Regions from separate parts of the Homo sapiens genome. Here region 2 is linked to region 1. The links are chromatin loops, found by intact Hi-C in ENCODE. Cell type or tissue: heart right ventricle. All regions are shown on one strand. Links, peaks and the distances in the headings refer to the core of each region. The heading gives the core; the rest is flanking DNA. Region 1 has its middle 19 kb from the start of NICN1. Region 2 holds the start of QARS1 (glutaminyl-tRNA synthetase 1).

Region 1 (8,323 bases), core at 118-8,117:
CAGCTCACTGCAACCTCCGCCTCCCGGGTTCAAGCAGTTCTCCTGCCTCAGCCTCCCGAGTAGCTGGGATTACAGGCATGCACCACCACACCCAGCTAATTTTTGTATTTTTTTTTTTTTTGAGATGGAGTCTCGTTCTGTCACCCAGGCTGGAGGTGCAGTGGTGCAAGCTCGGCTCACTGCAAGCTCCGCCTTCCAGGTTCACGCCATTGTCCTGCCTCAGTCTCCCGAGTAGCTGGGACTACAGGCGCCCGACACCACGCCCGGCTAATTTTTTTGTATTTTTAGTAGAGACAGGGTTTCGCTGTGTTAGCCACGATGGTCTCGATCTCCTGACCTCGTGATCTACCCGCCTCGGCCTCCCAAAGTGCTGGGATTACAGGCGTGAGCCACCGCGCCCGGCCAATTTTTGTATTTTTAATAGAGATGGGGTTTCACCATGTTGGCCAAGCTGGTCTCGAATTCACAACCTCAGGTGATTCTCCCGCCTCGGCCTCCCAAAGTGCTGGGATTACAGGCATGAGCCACTACGCCTGGCCAATTTTTTGTATTTTTAGTAGAGACAGGGTTTCCCTATGATGGCCAGACTGGTCTTGAACTCCTGACCTCAGGTGATCCACCCACCTTGGCCTCCCAATGTGTTGTGATTACAGGCATGAGCCACCATGCCTGGCTTTTTGTTTTGTTTTGTTTTTTTGGACAGATCTTGTTTGGTGGCCCAGGCTGGAGTACAGTGGGGCGATCACGGCCCACTGCAGTCTTGAACTCCTGTGCTCAAGCAATCTTCCCACCTCAGCCTCGCAAAGAACTATTTTATTTTATTATTATTATTATTTTTTGAGACAGAGTTTCGCTTTTGTTGCCCAGGCTGGAGTGCCATGGCGCAATCTCAGCTCACCGCAACCTCTGCCTCCCAGGTTCAAGCAATTCTCCTGCCTCAGCCTCCCGAGTAGCTGGGATTACAAGCATGCACCACCATGCCTAGCTAATTTCGTATTTTTAGTAGAGATGGGGTTTCTCCATGCTGAGTCTGGTCTCGAACTCCTAACCTCAGGTGATCTGCCCACCTCGGCCTCCCAAAGTGCTTGGATTACAGGCGTGAGCCACTGCGCCCGGCCTATTTTATTTTATTTTATTTTATTTTTTTGAGACATAGTCTTGCTCTGTGGCCCAGGCTGGAGTGCAATGGCGCAATTTCAGCTCACTACAAACTCTGCCTCCCGGGTTCAAACAATTCTCCTGCCTCGGCCTCCTGAGTAGCTGGGATTACGGGCGCCTGCCACAACGCCCAACTAATTTTGTGTGTGTGTTTTTAGTAGAGATGAGATTTCATCATGTTGGCCAGGCTGGTCTCGAACTCCTGACCTCAAGTGATCCACCCACCTCTGCCTCCCGTAGTGGTGCTGGGTTTACACTGCACTCCAGCCTGGGAGACAGAGCGAGACTCCGTCTCAAAAAACAAACAAACAAACAAAAGCTCTATGAGAGGAGAACCTTTGCTGTATGTTTCTGTGAGAAAAGTGTTCAGTAAATAATAGTTTTTTATTTTATATATATATATATTCGTTTGTTTTTTCTTTTGAGACAGAGTCTTGCTCTGTGGTGCCCAGGTTTGAGTGCTGTGGCGCGATCTTGGCTCACGGCAGCCTCTGCCTCCTGGGTTCAAGCGATTCTCCTGCCTCAGCCTCCCGAGTAGCTGGGACTACAGGTCATCATGCCTTGCTAACTTTTGTATTTTTAGGAGAGACGGGGTTTCACAATGTTGGCTAGGCTGGTCTCAAACTCCTGGCCTCAGGTGATCCACCCGCCTTGGCCTCACAAAGCATTGGGATTACAGGTGTGAGCCACCGTGCCAGGCCTATATTTATTTATTTTTTTTAGAGACAGGGTCTCACTATGTTGCCCAGCCTGGCCTCAAACTCCTGGGATCAAGCAATCCTCCTGCCTCACCCTCCCAAAGTGCTGGGATTACAGGCATGAGCCACTGTACCCAGCAAAATATTTGTTAAATAAAAAAAATCATAAAGCTGAAACTAGATCTATATACAATTTGGCAGAAGGATTCTATGACCACTCATCAGCTGTGTGGCTTTGAGCAAGTTATTCAATCTTCCTATTTTTCCATTCAGTTTTCTTACCTTTCCACTCAGTTTCTTTTCTTTCTTTTTTTTTTTTTTTTTGAGACGGAGTCTCGCTCTCGTCGCCCAGGCTGAAGTGCAATGGCTCGATCTCAGCTCACTGCAACCTCCCCCTCCCAGGTTCAAGGGATTCTCCTGCCTCAGCCTCCCGAGAAGCTGGGATTACAGACGCATACCACCACGCCCGGCTATTTTTTGTATTTTTAGTAGAGACAGGGTTTCCCCTGGCTGGGCATGGTGGCTCACGCCTGTAATCCCAGCACTTTGGGAGGCCGAGGCGGGCGGATCATGAGGTCAGGAGATCGAGACCATCCTGGCCAACATGGTGAAACCTCTTCTCTACTAAAAATACAAAAATTAGCTGAGCGTGGTGGCATGCAACTGTATTCCCAGCTACTCGGGAGGCTGAGGCAAGAGAATCGCTTGAACCCAGGAGGTGAAGGTTGCAGTGAGCCGAGATCACATCACTGTGCTGCAGCCTGGCAACAAAGCAAGACTCCGTCTCAAAAAAAAAAAAAGAGCGAGACGGGGTTTCACCATGTTGGCCAGGCTGGTCTCAAACTCCTGACCTTGTGGTCCGCCTGCCTCGGGCTCCCAAAGTCCTGGGATTACAAATGTGAGCTGCCACGCCTGACCCATTTACTACAAGTTTATGCATACATCCTCTGAGGGCAGGAGTTCTTACCTTGAAGGCTGTGGGCAGTCTTTATGGGTCTCTGGAAAGAAAGAGAGAGAAGGAAGGAAGGAGGGAGGGAAGGAAGGAAGGAGGGAAGGAGGGAGGGAGGAAAAGAAAGAAAGAAGAAGGGAAGGAAGGAAGAAAAAAAAAGGGCTGGGCAGAGAATGAATGGGCTTGCAAAATACTCTTTCAGCCAGCCATTTCCAGAATTCAGGTGTGGACCATACAAAAGGGAGCCTGGCACAGTGTTGTTATTTTTCATTGTCTTGGTAATGCTAGGACATAAGAGCAGAGAAAAACCTTTGGAAAGTTGGGGATCCGAGGTTAAGGTAAGGAATATCATTCCAGGCCCCATCAGCCTTGGATAGATGAGCTTGATTCTCAGAGGCAGGTGATGCTCCATCTTCCAGCAGATGGCGCTAACTGTCCTTATTATATCTGAGGGTTGCCAGGTTAGAGACTGTTCTCGGAGACCTGAGATAGGGACTGGTCGCAGGAAATGGTGCCAAGGAAACGGAAGGTCATCATTCACTAATTAAACACCAACTAAACACCTATGTGCCAAGGCCTATTCTAGACACTGAGAATTTGGCCATGAACAAGACAAAGTCCTACTTTTACAAGGGGTGCATTTTAGAGATGTGTTGTCAAATATGATAGTCACCAGTTTACACATGGCTACTGAGCACTTGAAATGTGGCTAGTCCGCGGGACGCGGTGGCTCATGCCTGTAATCCCAGCACTTTGGGAGGCCGAGGTGGGCAGAATACGAACGAGGTCAGGAGTTCGAGACCAGCCTGACCAACATGGTAAAACCCCGTCTCTACTAAAAATACAAAAATTAGCCGGGCGTGGTGGCGGGTGCCTGTAATCCCAGCTACTCAGGAGGCCGAGGCAGGAGAATCGCTTGAACCTGGGAGGCGGAGGTTGCAGTGAGCCGAGATCGCGCCACTGCACTCCAGCCTGGGCGACAGAGCGAGACTCCATCTCAAAAAAAAAAAAGGGCCAGGCGCTGTGGCTCACGCCTGTAATCCCAGCACTTTGGGAGGCCAAGGCGGGCGGATTGCCTGAGCTCAGGAGTTCGCGACCAGCCTGGGCAACACGGTGAAACCCCGTCTCTACTTAAATACAAAAAATTAGCCGGGCGTGGGTGCCCCTATAGTCCCAGCTACTTGGGAGGCTAAGCCGGAAAATCGCTTGAACCAGGAAGGCGGAGGTTGCAGTGAGCCGAGATCGTGCCACTGCACTCCAGCCTGGGCGACAGAGCGAAACTCCATCTAAAAAAAATAAAAATAAAAATAAAAGAAATGTGGCTAGTTCAAATTGAGATGTGCTGTAAGTGTAAAATATACACCAATGTCAAATATTTCGTATGGAAAAAATGACCTAAACTAATATTTTAAACATTAATTTTTATGTTGAAATGATCATCTTTTATATACAAGTGAAATATCCTATTAAAATAAATTTAACCTATTTCTTTCTTTCTTTTTTTCTTTTTTTTTTTTTTTGAGACGGAGTCTTGCTCTGCTACCCAGGCTGGAGTGCAATGGCATGATTTTTGGCTCATTGCAAACTCCACCTCCTGGGTTCAAGTGATTTTCCTGCCTCAGCCTCCCAAGTAGCTGGAATTACAGGTGCCCACCACCACACCCAGCTAATTTTTGTATTTTTAGTAGAGACGGGGTTTCACCATGTTGGTCAGGCTGGTCTTGATCTCCTGACCTCAGATGATCCACCTGCCTTGGCCTCCCAAAGTGCTGGGATTACAGGCGTGAGCCACCGTGTCTGGCCTCACTATGTCGCCCAGGTTAGAGTTTAGTGGCATGATCATGGCACACTGCAGCCTCCACCTCCCAGGTTCAATCGATTCTCATGTCTCAGCCTTCCCGAGTAGCTGGGATTTACAGGCAGATGCTACCACACCCAGATAATTTTTTTTTTTTGAGATGGAGTCTCGCTCTGTCGCCCAGGCTGGATGGAGTGCAGTGGTGCAATCTCGGCTCACTGCAAGTTCCACCTCCCGGGTTCATGCCATTCTCCTGCCTCAGCCTCCCTAGTAACTGGGACTACAGGCGCCCGCCACCACGCCTGGCTAATTTTTTGTATTTTTAGTAGAGACAGGGTTTCTCTATGTTGGCCAGTCTGGTCTTGAACTCCCGGCCTCAAGTGATCCACCTGCCTTGGCCTTCCAAAGTGCTGGGATTACAGGCATGGGCCACCTTGCCCAGCCGAGACTTTTTATTTATTTAGTTATTTTGAGATAGGGTCTTGCTCTGTTGCCCAGGCTAGAGTGCAGTAATATAATCATGGCTCACTGCAGGCTAAAACTCTCCAGCTCAAGCAATCCTCTTGTGCCTCGGTCTCCCGAGTAGCTGGGACTACAGGCGTGTACCACCATGCCCACCAATTTTTTTTTTTTTTTTTTTTTTTTTGGTAGAGATGAGGTTTCCCTCTGTTGCCAAGGCTGGTCTTAAACTTCTGGGTGCAAGTGATCCTCCTGATTGGGCCTCCCAAAGTGCTTGGATTACAGTTGTGAGTCACCTCGCCCAGCCTAAGGGAGACTTTAACTATGAGTTATATCTATCTATGTTTATGATATTAGAAATTAAAACTGAGAAAACTTTAAACTATTTCTTTTTGTTTGTTTTCTTTTTATTGAGACAGGGTCTCACTCTGTCACCCAGGCTGGACTGCAATGCTGAGATCATATGTCACTACAGCCTTGACCTTCTGGGCTCAAGTGATCCTCCTGCCTCAACCCCCTGAGTAGCTGGGACTACAGGTGTGTGCAACCACACCCAGCTAATTTTTCTTTTTTTTTGCAATGTTTGTGGAGATGGGGTTTTGCCATGTTGCCCAGGCTGTTCTCTAACTCCTGACCTCTGGTGACCCGCCTGCCCTGGCCTCCCAAAGTTTTGGGATTACAGGTGTGAGCCACAGCACCCGGCTACTATTTGCCTATAAACAATAGGCCGGGTGGGTCACCTGAGTATTAAATCATATTTATAGCAGGCCATTGGTTTGGGTAGAACTCCTGTACTAGGCCCAAAAGACCAAACCAAAATTGAGTTACTTGTGCTGAAGTGCCATTCCACGAAGCTGCAACTAAATTATTTATCTAATCTTCCAAGAAATTAGGAGAGAGAGGCCGAGTGCAGTGGCTCATGCCTGTAATCCCAGGACTTTGTGAGGGCGAGGCAGGCGGATCACTAGAGGTCAGAAGTTCAAGACCAGCCTGACCAACATGAAGAAACTCCATCTCTACTAAAAATACAAAATCAGCCCGGCGTGGTGGCGCATACCTGTAATCCCAGCTACTTGGGAGGCTGAGGCAGGAGAATTGCTTGAACCCAGGAGGCAGAGGTTGCAGTGAGTGAAGATCATGCCATTGCACTCCAGCCTGGGCAACAAGAGCAAAACTCCATCTCAAAAAAAAAAAAGAAAGAAAGAAAAAGAAAAGAAATCAGGAGAGAGAGAGATAATAGCCAAATCTCCAAACAAGTCAATTTTAGACAACATGATAGAGAAATTCCCTCTGCTTTAACCTCTACAAAGAACATACTTTTGAAAGAACCAATCCCCTTTTGTTCACTGTTTCTGCTTTCCTCAACCCTTTTCTGCCTACGCAGCCAAACTGCTCTGCTCAGTTCATCAGAACACTCACTGTATTTTATTTTATTTTATTTTTTTGAAACAGAGCCTCACTCTGTTGCCCAAGCTGGAGTGCAGTGGCGCAATCTCAGCTTATTGCAACCTCCACCTTCCGGGTTTAAGAGATTCTTGTGCCTCAGCCTCTGGAGTAGCTAGGATTACAGGCATGTGCCACCACACCTGGCTAATTTTTGCATTTTTTAGTAGAGACGGGGTTTCACCATGTTGGCCAGGCTGGTCTTGAACCCCTGGCCTCAAGAGATCCACCTGCCTCAGCCTCCCAAAGTGTTGGGATTACAGGCGTGAGCCACCACGCCCAGCCTCATTCTATTTTATAGAATGAAGTGTTGCCTGATTGTGGAATCATAGATAAAAGCCAGTTAAGATCCTTAAACTAGCTGGGCACTGTGGCGTGCACCTGTAGTCTCAGCTACTCAGAAAGCTGAGATGGGAGAGTCACCTGAGCCCAGGAGTTCAAGGCTTCAGTGAGCCACTCCACTGCATTCCAGCCTGAGCGACAGAGATTCTATCTCAGAAAAAAAAAAAAAAAAGAAAGAAAAGAAAAAAGGAAAAAAAAGGAGATCCTTGCTGGGCACAGTGGCTCACGCCTGTAATCCCAACACTTTGGGAGTCCAAGACAGGTGGGTCACCTGAAGTCAGGAGTTCAAGACCAGCCTGGCCAACATGGTGAAACCCTGATTCTACTAAAAATACAAAAATTAGCCAGGTGTGGTGGCGGGTGCCTGTAATCCCAGCTACTCAGGAGGCTGTGGCAGGAGAATCATTTGAACCTGGGAGGTAGAGGTTGCAGTGACCTGAGACTGCGCCATTCCACTCCAATCTGGGCAACAAGAGCAAAATTCCATCTCAAAAAAAAAAAAAAAGCGATCCTTAAACTAAATTTGTTGTGATTTTGTTTTTGACAAGATTGGAAGATGGATTAAAAGAGACAAGATCCAGCTATATGCTGCCCCCAAGAGTCTTACTTTAAATATAAGGACACTTTGGGAAGTTGAGGTGGGCAGATTGCTTGAGCTCAGGGTTTCGAGACCAGCCTTGGCAACACCATGAAACCCAGTCTCTACAAAAAATACAAAAACTAGCTGGGTAGGGTGGCCTATGCTTGTAGTCCCAGCTATTCAGGAGGCTGAAGTGGGAGGATGGCTGAGATAGGCCACTGCACTCCAGCCTGGGCAACAGAGCCAGACCTTGTCTCAAAGAAAGAATGAATGAATGAATGAATGGCCGGGCGTGGTGGCTCACACCTGTAACCCCAGCTCTTAGGTAGGCAGAGGCAGGAGAATAGCTTGAGCCCAGGAGTTCCAGACCTGCCTGGGCAATATAGCGAGACCCCATTCTCCACCAAAAAAAAAAAAAAGACAATAAATAAATAAATGAACACAAAGAAATTATAAGAAATGGCCAGGCCCAGTGGCTCACGCCTGGCACTTTCAAAATCCTAGCACTTTGAGAGGCTGAGGCGGGCAGATCACATGAGGTCAGGAGTTCGAGACCAGCCTGGACAACATGGGGAAACCCCGTCTCTACTAAAAATACTAAAAATTAGCCAGGCGTGGTGGTGGGCGCCTGTGATCCCAGCTACTTGGGAGGCTGAGGCAGGAGAAGTGCTTGATCCCAGGAGGTGGAGGTTATAGTGAGCCGAGATCATGCCACTGCACTCCAGCCTGGGGAACAGAGCGAGACTCTGTCTCAAAGAAAAAAAGAAAAAAAAGAAAAAAATTGTAAGAAAAAATAGCTCAGAGCAGTCTGAATTATGTGTGGTGTGCAGGCACAGAGAGACTTCCGGTATGAAACTTCAGTCATGCTCCCTCCCTCAAGCCCATGCCTGGGGGCA
Region 2 (8,323 bases), core at 324-8,323, 340 kb after region 1:
GGAACACCTCTGGGCTTTGGGCCTCAGCTTATGCATCTGGTGGGAGAGGGTGGGGAGGTTGTGGCCCCTGCAGGGGCAGAGTATCCTAGGGTGTGTATCCATCTGGCTGTCTGTCCATTCATCCTGCTGCTCTGACCCTTGGCCTCAGGCTTGGCCCTGCCCAAGCTACTTCCTGTACTTAAAAGTGTTAATAAAACCAGACTATTCAGGCCCAATCTCGTCTCTCTGTCTCAACGCCGCTGCTGTCTGCGCCTGCCTTGGGACCCTCCCTTGGGTGCCAGGGCTCCAAGCCAGCACCCCCGGGATGCCAGGCGGCATGCTGGGCAGCCCCCAACCCCTGTCCTCGTATTCTGTTGCAGGGACTAGGCCCTGGCCAGGCCCCCGAGGTGGCCCCCACGCGGACAGCCCCTGAACGCTTCGCCCCCCCTGTGGATCGGCCAGCCCCCACCTACAGCAACATGGAGGAGGTGGATTAGCAGGTCCCTGGCTGATGGGGGGGACTGGGTTTGGGACACCCACACAGAGGGCCAGCTCCTTGCCGCTTCTCCTTCTCTAACCCAGAGGACACTGGCTCTGTCAATGGGAAGCTGAGGGGTATGATTTGGGTGTGGAGACCTCTCAGGTTGGGACTTCTTGTCAGCTTGGACCCCTGACCAGTGGGCTTTGGCTTCTCCAGCCGCCTCCAGTGCTGCGTGATTTGATTCTGTTGTACCTTCAATTCTTCTGACCCGCATTATAAACATTATAATTTTATTCTAAAAATTGTAATTTTTTTTGCATTTTGGAAGTGACTGCTGCTGTTTAAATATATTTTAAAAATAAATAATAAGTAAGTAGACTTAGTGACTGTGATCCACCACATGCTGGGGCCACCTCCCCTCCCCATCATTTGCGGTGTGTATGTGTGTGTATGTGTGTTTATATATGAGAGACCCTGAAAGTGCCCTAGTCTGAAGGGAGATGATGGGGTCCCAGCTCATGTCCTATGGGTCATGAAGCCCCCAGTGCTATCAGCTTTTTGGAGCCTACCTGCTGCTCTTTCATCCCACTGGTTCTGGATCCTACATAAGAGGCAGCTTGGTAGGCATCGTCAGGATCTCAATATAGCCAAGGGACAGAGGAGTATATGAAGCACTGGAGCTGACAGCGTGGAGTAAAAGGTGCATTCACCAGAGCAGCCTGGGGCTGACAAGTCAGGGAGGACTTGGGGGACAGAAGTACTGGGAGATCTTCCTCCTCCTCTCCTGTCCTCAGCTTTTTCTTTGCTGTAACTTGAACACTAACTGCATCCCTGCAGGTAACAGAGCAGGAGGAAAACTGCTGTGGGGCAGATCTTGCTGCCCTGAAAAGAGGACAAGCAGAGAGGACCAGAGTGAATCTTGTCTGACTTCTATTGGAGGGAGGGTGCTGGGGCCTGCCAGCCTGAAGAGTCTTCCCTTAAGAGTTCCTGAAGCCTTCCTTCTTTGGCCAGGCATGGTGGCTCACACTTGTAATCCCCGCACTTTGAGAGGCCGAGGCGAGTGGGTCATGAGGTCAGGAGTTCGAGACCAGCCTGGCCAAGATGGTGAAACCCCGTCTCTACTAAAAATACAAAAATTAGGTGCAGTGGCGGGCACCTGTAATCCCAGCTACTTGGGAGGCTGAGGCAGGAGAATCGCTTGAACCTGGGAGGCGGAGGTTGCAGGGAGCCGAGATCGCGCCACTGCACTCTAGCCTGGGCGACAGAGCAAGACTCCGTCTCAAAAAAAAAAAAAAAAAAAAAAGTTGCTGAAACTGGCCAAGTGTGGTGGCTTATGCCTGTAATCCCAGCACTTTGGGGCGAGGTGGGAGGATAGCTTGAGCCTAGGAGTTCAGGACCAGCCTGGGCAACATAGTGAGACCCTGTCTTTACCAAAAATATAAAAATTAGCTGGCTCTTATGGTATGCACTTGTAGTCCCAAATATTTCAGAGGCTGAGATGGGAGGATCGTTTGAGCCCAGGAGGTTGCTGGACCCTACCTCTGTCCATTCCACGACTGGGCCTTGCTGGCTGCTGCCTGGTTTTTCCACTTGGTCATCTTTGTCTTGACTTTTCCTGGAAGCAGTGCCAGGGGCTTATGCAGGCAAGCTAACCTCCAGACTGGGCCCATACAATTTAACATTTCTGCTTTGTGCAAGTCGTAGACATCTAGGGCACTAGCTGGATATCGACTGGTATGCTACCACTTGTGGCATTCTTGGTGACACTGGTGGGGCTACTGCCTCATTCTATGACTTGTAGCCATGGCGTCCACAGTGTACCATGAAGTAACCAGGGAAGGGAGTGCAGATCTTGATCTCATTGAGGGAGCCATCACTAGACCTGTAGGACTTGGTGATGGTGCTACAGTGAATCTATTGGCAGCATCAGGTACTGAGGAAATAGTGGCAGTGGCAGGCACTCTGCATGGCTTTGCTCACCATGGGCACCTTTATGGTGGGCTGGGTACTTGCAGCTTCAAATTTGGTGCACGGCTGGTGTGGCTATGGCTCTGCTTCTTGGTACCTGTCCTTAGCACCACTGGTCTGCATCCCCTGCTTAATTCCTGCACCTGGCCTTTCTCATGCAGTACACTGCAGGGCTAGGCATCTGGCTGGGGCCACGGGGCCATGGAGATGTGGGAAGCCCCAGGACAGCATTGGACCTGGATAGCGATACAGCATGTGGCCCTGGTCTGCACCTGGCATGTGATCATTAGGTGGTATCCAGATGTAGGCCCAGACTTGGAGGTTGGTCATTAATAATGGGATGTGGGCACAAAAGACACAGAATATAGATAAAGACTAGTCAGGATCCTGCCTATTCCTTGAAGGTCCAGAAGTATGAGCATCACCAATTCCTGCAAGAGCTCCAATCTCAAATGTGGGGATTTCCACCATCCCACCACCAGCTGCTCATTCTCTGCAACCCCCTACCTCAGTCCCTTACTACCTTAGTCCCTTTTCTCACACACACACAAAGTCTCTGTTCTGTTTCAGCCAGCAGGTCCTGGAAGTCCAGTGAGACTGTGGAAAGATCCCCAAGCACAACAGCTATAATCATGAAGCTATAACCATCTCATTTGTCCCACCCTCTCACAAGCTCAATAAAATATCCTCTCAAAGGCCTGCAGAGGGATTTCAAGGTCTAATTTGCTTGTGGTTTTCCTGATAATGCTTTGGCAAGAGGGTAAGTGTGGGATGAGATTTTTTTTTCTTTTCTTTTTTTTTTTTTGAGACAGTCTTACTCTGTTGACCAGGCTGGAGTGCAGTGGCACAATCTCGGCTCACTGCAACTTCCGCCTCCCAGGTTCAAGCGATTCTCCAGCCTCAGCCTCCTGAGTAGCTGGGATTACAGGCGTGCGCCATCACGCCCGGCTAATTTTTGTATTTTTAGTAGAGACAGGGTTTCACCATGTTGGCGAGGCTGATCTCGAACTCCTGGCCTCAAGTGATCCGCCCGCCTCGGCCTCCCAAAGTGCTGGGATTAAAGGCCTGAGCCACTGCGCCCGGCCAAGATTTTAAACCAAATCATCATAGAACTTATGTGAGGTCCCTCCTGGCCCAGACCCGTCCCTTCCCTTTCCTGGCCAGCTGTGTCCAAGTGGGCACCTGAAAACCGGCGGACTTATGGGGCCCCTGGATCGGTCATTCCACACATTCTCTACGATGGAGTCTGGATGAGGGATTTCCTGGGCTTCATTTGTTCAACTGTTTCCATGACAACTCCAAAGCTGTGGCGTCAAAAGCGTGACAGGGACTCGCATTTGCCCCCGAGGACAATTACTATATTGAGATGGAGTTACCAGGGCTGAAGTAGAAAAGTCAGAGCAAAACCACGCCTGTGTCTTCCTCCTGCCTCAGGGACGAACACCTTCCTTCCAGGTCCGTGGCAAATATCTCCAAAAGCCCTGCCGCCTGCCAACACCCCTTCAAGTTCCCAGTTCCACGGAGGCGGAAGCAAAGCCCCCGGAAAGGCCGGTTTGTCCGCCCTGTGTTGTTTAAAGGGGATAGACGACCTTGGAGCGCCCCGCCCCCTCCCGCCAAGGAAGGACCCCATTGGCTCTCCCCGGAGGCTTCACTCTCATTGGTCAGCGAGTGAATGCCGACCTGCAGACTGGGGCCTAAGTTTCTTTTAGTTTCCGGTGTCTCTGCAATGGCGGCTCTAGACTCCCTGTCGCTCTTCACTAGCCTCGGCCTGAGCGAGCAGAAGGCCCGCGAGACGCTCAAGAACTCGGCTCTGAGCGCGCAGCTGCGCGAGGCCGCTACTCAGGTGCGAGCCCCTCTGCCCCCGGCCTGGTTTGCAGACCATGCTGCAACGCAGCGCGGGGCGGGGTCCAGATCCCGACCTGCCCCGTTTGTCCCGCCCTTTCCTCTCACTGAGCGCGGGGCTTCTCTCTTGACCCCTCTGACCTCAGGCTCAGCAGACCCTGGGTTCCACCATTGACAAAGCTACCGGGATCCTGTTATATGGCTTGGCCTCCCGACTCAGGGATACCCGGCGTCTCTCCTTCCTTGTAAGCTACATAGCCAGTAAGAAGATCCACACTGAGCCCCAGCTAAGCGGTGAGACCCCTACCTGTCCTGCCAGTTCGCACCAATGCCTCCCTTCAGCCAAGACCCCTGTCTTCCCTTTTTGCCAAGTCCTCCAGTTTCTTTCTAGACACCTAGTTCTGCACAGGCACTGAGGCATGGAAGGGGTGGCCTATGGTGAGACTGACACGGGAACTGTCAGGGTCTGAGGGGGGATCCACTCTCGACACGTGCTTCTTTCTTCCCTGTGTTCTCTAGGGTGGTGGTGCCAGGGCTTAACTTTTCAGGAGGCCAGACTATCCTTGGAGTTTCATGAGATTAGGACCCTGTCTGTCCACTTCTTGGAGCAGAGATGCCACAAACTCACGGGCTCTTTCTTCTCAGCTGCCCTTGAGTATGTGCGGAGTCACCCCTTGGACCCCATCGACACTGTGGACTTCGAGCGGGAATGTGGCGTGGGTGTCATTGTGACCCCAGAGCAGATTGAGGAGGCTGTGAGTCTTTCCCCAGGCATCGTCTGCCTCCCCAGTCCTGGCCATGGAAAGGAGTGGCTCAGTTTCCCTCCTCAGGAAGACCCAGAGTGAGGGTGTGGGTTCCCAGAATATCTCTAAAGGTGGCTTTCCTGAACCACATGGTTTGGCTTTCTGCAGGTGGAGGCTGCTATTAACAGGCACCGGCCCCAGCTCCTGGTGGAACGTTACCATTTCAACATGGGGCTGCTGATGGGTGAGCAGGGCCTGGAACGGGGCTATATTGTTCTCTCTGGTCATGCCTTTTCTTCTGGGCACGAGTGAGAAGGAGGTGGGGGAAGGAACAGGAGTGACTTAAAGTGGTCTGGCTGGGCTCAGGCTCTGGTTCTGGTGGTCAGCCAGGACCTTTCCTTGGGAAAGAGGTGGGGGGAGTACTCTTTTTTGCCTTTCTGCAGCTCCTTGTGCCTATGCTTCTAGGAGAGGCTCGGGCTGTGCTGAAGTGGGCAGATGGCAAAATGATCAAGAATGAAGTGGACATGCAGGTGAGCGTGCTTCACTAAGCTGAAGCTGGCAAAGACTCTGGCATGAACAGAGCCTGGAATCCACTAAGGGATAAAAGGCAGGAAGAGGGCTGGGCATGGTGGCTCACGCTTCTGATCCCAGCACTTTGGGAGGCTGAGGCAGGAGGATTACTTGAGCCCAGGAGTTCAAGACCAGCCTGAGCAACATATTGAGAACTCCTCTCTACAGAAAATTTAAAAATTAGCCAGACATGGTGGTGTATACCTGTAGTCCCAGCAATTTGTGGGGCTGTGGTGGGAAGATTGCTTGAATCTAAGAGATCAAGGCTGCAGTAAGCTCTGATTGCACCACTGCACTCCATCCTGGAGTACAGAATGAGACCCTGTCTCAAAATCAACAACAATAAAAAAAGGTGGGAGGGGGCTGGGCATGGTGGCTCACACCTGTAATCCCAACACTATTGGGAGGCTGAGGTGGGCAGATCACCTGAGGTCAGGAGTTTGAGAACAGCCTGGCCAACATGGTGAAACCCCATCTCTACAAAAAGTACAAAAATTAGCTGGGTGTGGTGGCGGGCACATGCAGTCCCAGGTACTCAGAAGGGCTGAGGTAGGAAAATCGCTTGAATCCAGGAGGCGGAGGTTGCAGTGAGCGGAGACTGTGCCATTGCATTCCAGCCTGGGCAACATGAGCAAGACTCCAGTCTGGGCAACAAGAGCAAGAGCATTTTAAGCTAGCAGACCCACATGAGAAGAGATGGGATGGGCTAGGTAGGTTTTTTCAGTCAGTGCTGGTAGATAGGCCAGGAAGCCTTGGGTTGGTGGGTAGGATCAGTCAGGGGCTCCTTGAAAGAGGATACTCCTGCCTCTGCCTGATTCTGGTCTCTGCTCAGGTCCTCCACCTTCTGGGCCCCAAGTTGGAGGCTGATCTGGAGAAGAAGTTCAAGGTAGGGATGGGCATGGCCCTGAGTCCCTGAGGGTGAGGTGAGGTATGGTGAGACTTCAGGCTGGGGAAGGAAGTGTCTGACCACAGGGATCCCAAGACCCTATCCAAGAGAAAATTTGATGCCATTTTCTGAAGCACCTGGGGCTTCTTTCAGGTGGCAAAAGCTCGGCTAGAAGAAACAGACCGGAGGACGGCAAAGGATGTGGTGGAGAATGGTGAGAAGCTTGAGACTCCTGTCACAGCATTCAGCTCCCTGACTTCTGAACCTCCTCAGAAGAGTCCTTACAGGCTCCTCAGGCCCTTGGCTTACTCAGTACCCTGACTTCTGTCTCAAGACTGGGATTCCTGGTGTTTCTTTTGTTCCCTTTGCCCAGAGACTGGCATGAGAGGCCTCAGATGTCTGGCTCTAGATATCTTGTCTCTGGAATTGAGGGAATAGGGGTCTACTCAGTTCTGTTCTGGCTGTAGGATATGGTAAATGTATCTAGAGGACAAGTTTTCCTTGTTTTGTTCCCCACAGGCGAGACTGCTGACCAGACCCTGTCTCTGATGGAGCAGCTCCGGGGGGAGGCCCTTAAGTTCCACAAGCCTGGTTAGTGGGCATGTCAAAACCCTGGGGAGGGCTGGATCTTGGCAGCAGCTCCTATAGTCAGGCCCCTGGGGTCAGAGGCTTTGGCTGCAGCCTGGTCCTTAGGCTTATTCTGGTCCTGGCAGGTGAGAACTACAAGACCCCAGGCTATGTGGTCACTCCACACACCATGAATCTACTAAAGCAGCACCTGGAGATTACTGGTGGGCAGGTGTGTGGGGATGTGGCCATGTGAGCTTGTGCCATCAAACACCTGCCTGAGTGCCTGGGCTGCGTCCATACTGCCCCATCTCACCCATCACCATGGCCTTCCTGGGAGGGAACATCTGTTTCTTTAAGGTCATCTGAGCTCAGACTTTATTTCTCTTTTCCCATCCCCCTTATTTTAGGTACGTACCCGGTTCCCGCCAGAACCCAATGGAATCCTGCATATTGGACATGCCAAAGCCATCAATTTCAACTTTGGCTATGCCAAGGTAAGCATGTGTCTAGGGACCTGGCAAGCAAGATGACCACTTGCTGTTCCCATGAGTGGATACCATATCCCTGCCTTGCTGTCTGCTCCCAATAATGTACCCAGGTGGGCAGAGGCCATGGAAAGGAACCACATGTGTGACAGATACCTAGGAATCTATTGAGCTTATTGGAATAAATAGCTCCCTCCCTCTGAGGAGTCAGTGAGTTCAAATTTGGGGGAGTTGCCAGTGCAGTCCCTAGGCTTAGAAAGATGCTAGGTTAGATACAGGAAGGTGAGAGAAGCTCTTGAAGACATTTTTAATTCTGACATGAGTCCGGGTTGGGTGGCTCACGCCTGTAATCTCAACACTTCGGGAGGCTAAAGTGGGTGGATCACTTGAGGTCAGGAGTTCGAAACCAATCTGGCCAACATGGTGAAACCCCATCTCTACTAAAAATACAAAAGTTAGCTGGCCATGGTGGCACACGCTTGTAGTTTCAGCTACTGGGAAGCTGAGGCAGGAGAAACCCAGGAGGTGGAGGCTGCAGTGAGCCAAGATGGTGCAAGATAATCAAGACTCCATCTCAAAAAAAAAGAAAATTCTGACATGAGAGTGCTCTGTGAATATCCTAGTTTGATAAACAGGATTGTGGGGCTGATGGATGATGTGGGAGTTCACAGATGGTGCAACTTTCCTAGGCCAACAATGGCATCTGTTTTCTGCGTTTTGATGACACCAACCCTGAGAAGGAGGAAGCAAAGTTCTTCACGGCCATCTGTGACATGGTAGCCTGGCTAGGTATGGACTA

What was found. Peaks named below come from ENCODE experiments on the same cell type or tissue, not always from the same donor. Only the 100,000 strongest peaks of a DNase experiment are listed, where the experiment ranks them.
Region 2: it touches region 1 in a loop (2.3-fold over the local background); 5 of 110 quality-filtered maps call a loop at or near these places.

What each region holds. Positions count from the first base shown.
Region 1 is chr3:49,444,193-49,452,515 of GRCh38, reverse strand. No RefSeq gene overlaps it. Among named protein-coding and RNA genes, the nearest start is that of NICN1, 19 kb to the right of the region's middle. RefSeq lists enhancers at 3,392-3,531, 8,019-8,323. In heart right ventricle, for the core only: CTCF peaks have their summits at 3,012 and 3,215 (motif pointing right); a DNase peak (open chromatin) is centred at 3,255; H3K4me3 peaks cover 542 bases; H3K27ac peaks cover 1,193 bases.
Region 2 is chr3:49,100,565-49,108,887 of GRCh38, reverse strand. QARS1 (glutaminyl-tRNA synthetase 1) reads left to right here and starts at 4,131. Exons shown (of 24, transcript NM_005051.3): 1 at 4,131-4,271; 2 at 4,417-4,564; 3 at 4,916-5,025; 4 at 5,182-5,257; 5 at 5,479-5,543; 6 at 6,416-6,469; 7 at 6,623-6,683; 8 at 6,989-7,060; 9 at 7,183-7,268; 10 at 7,447-7,533; 11 at 8,214-8,313. The coding sequence starts at 4,155. It overlaps USP19 (ubiquitin specific peptidase 19), which reads left to right. Exons shown (of 27, transcript NM_001199161.2): 27 at 360-838. The coding sequence ends at 476. RefSeq lists enhancers at 2,957-3,606, 3,800-3,959, 4,170-4,359, 4,909-5,559, 8,034-8,323. In heart right ventricle, for the core only: no CTCF peak of the experiment used is centred there; a DNase peak (open chromatin) is centred at 4,027; H3K4me3 peaks cover 2,415 bases; H3K27ac peaks cover 2,486 bases.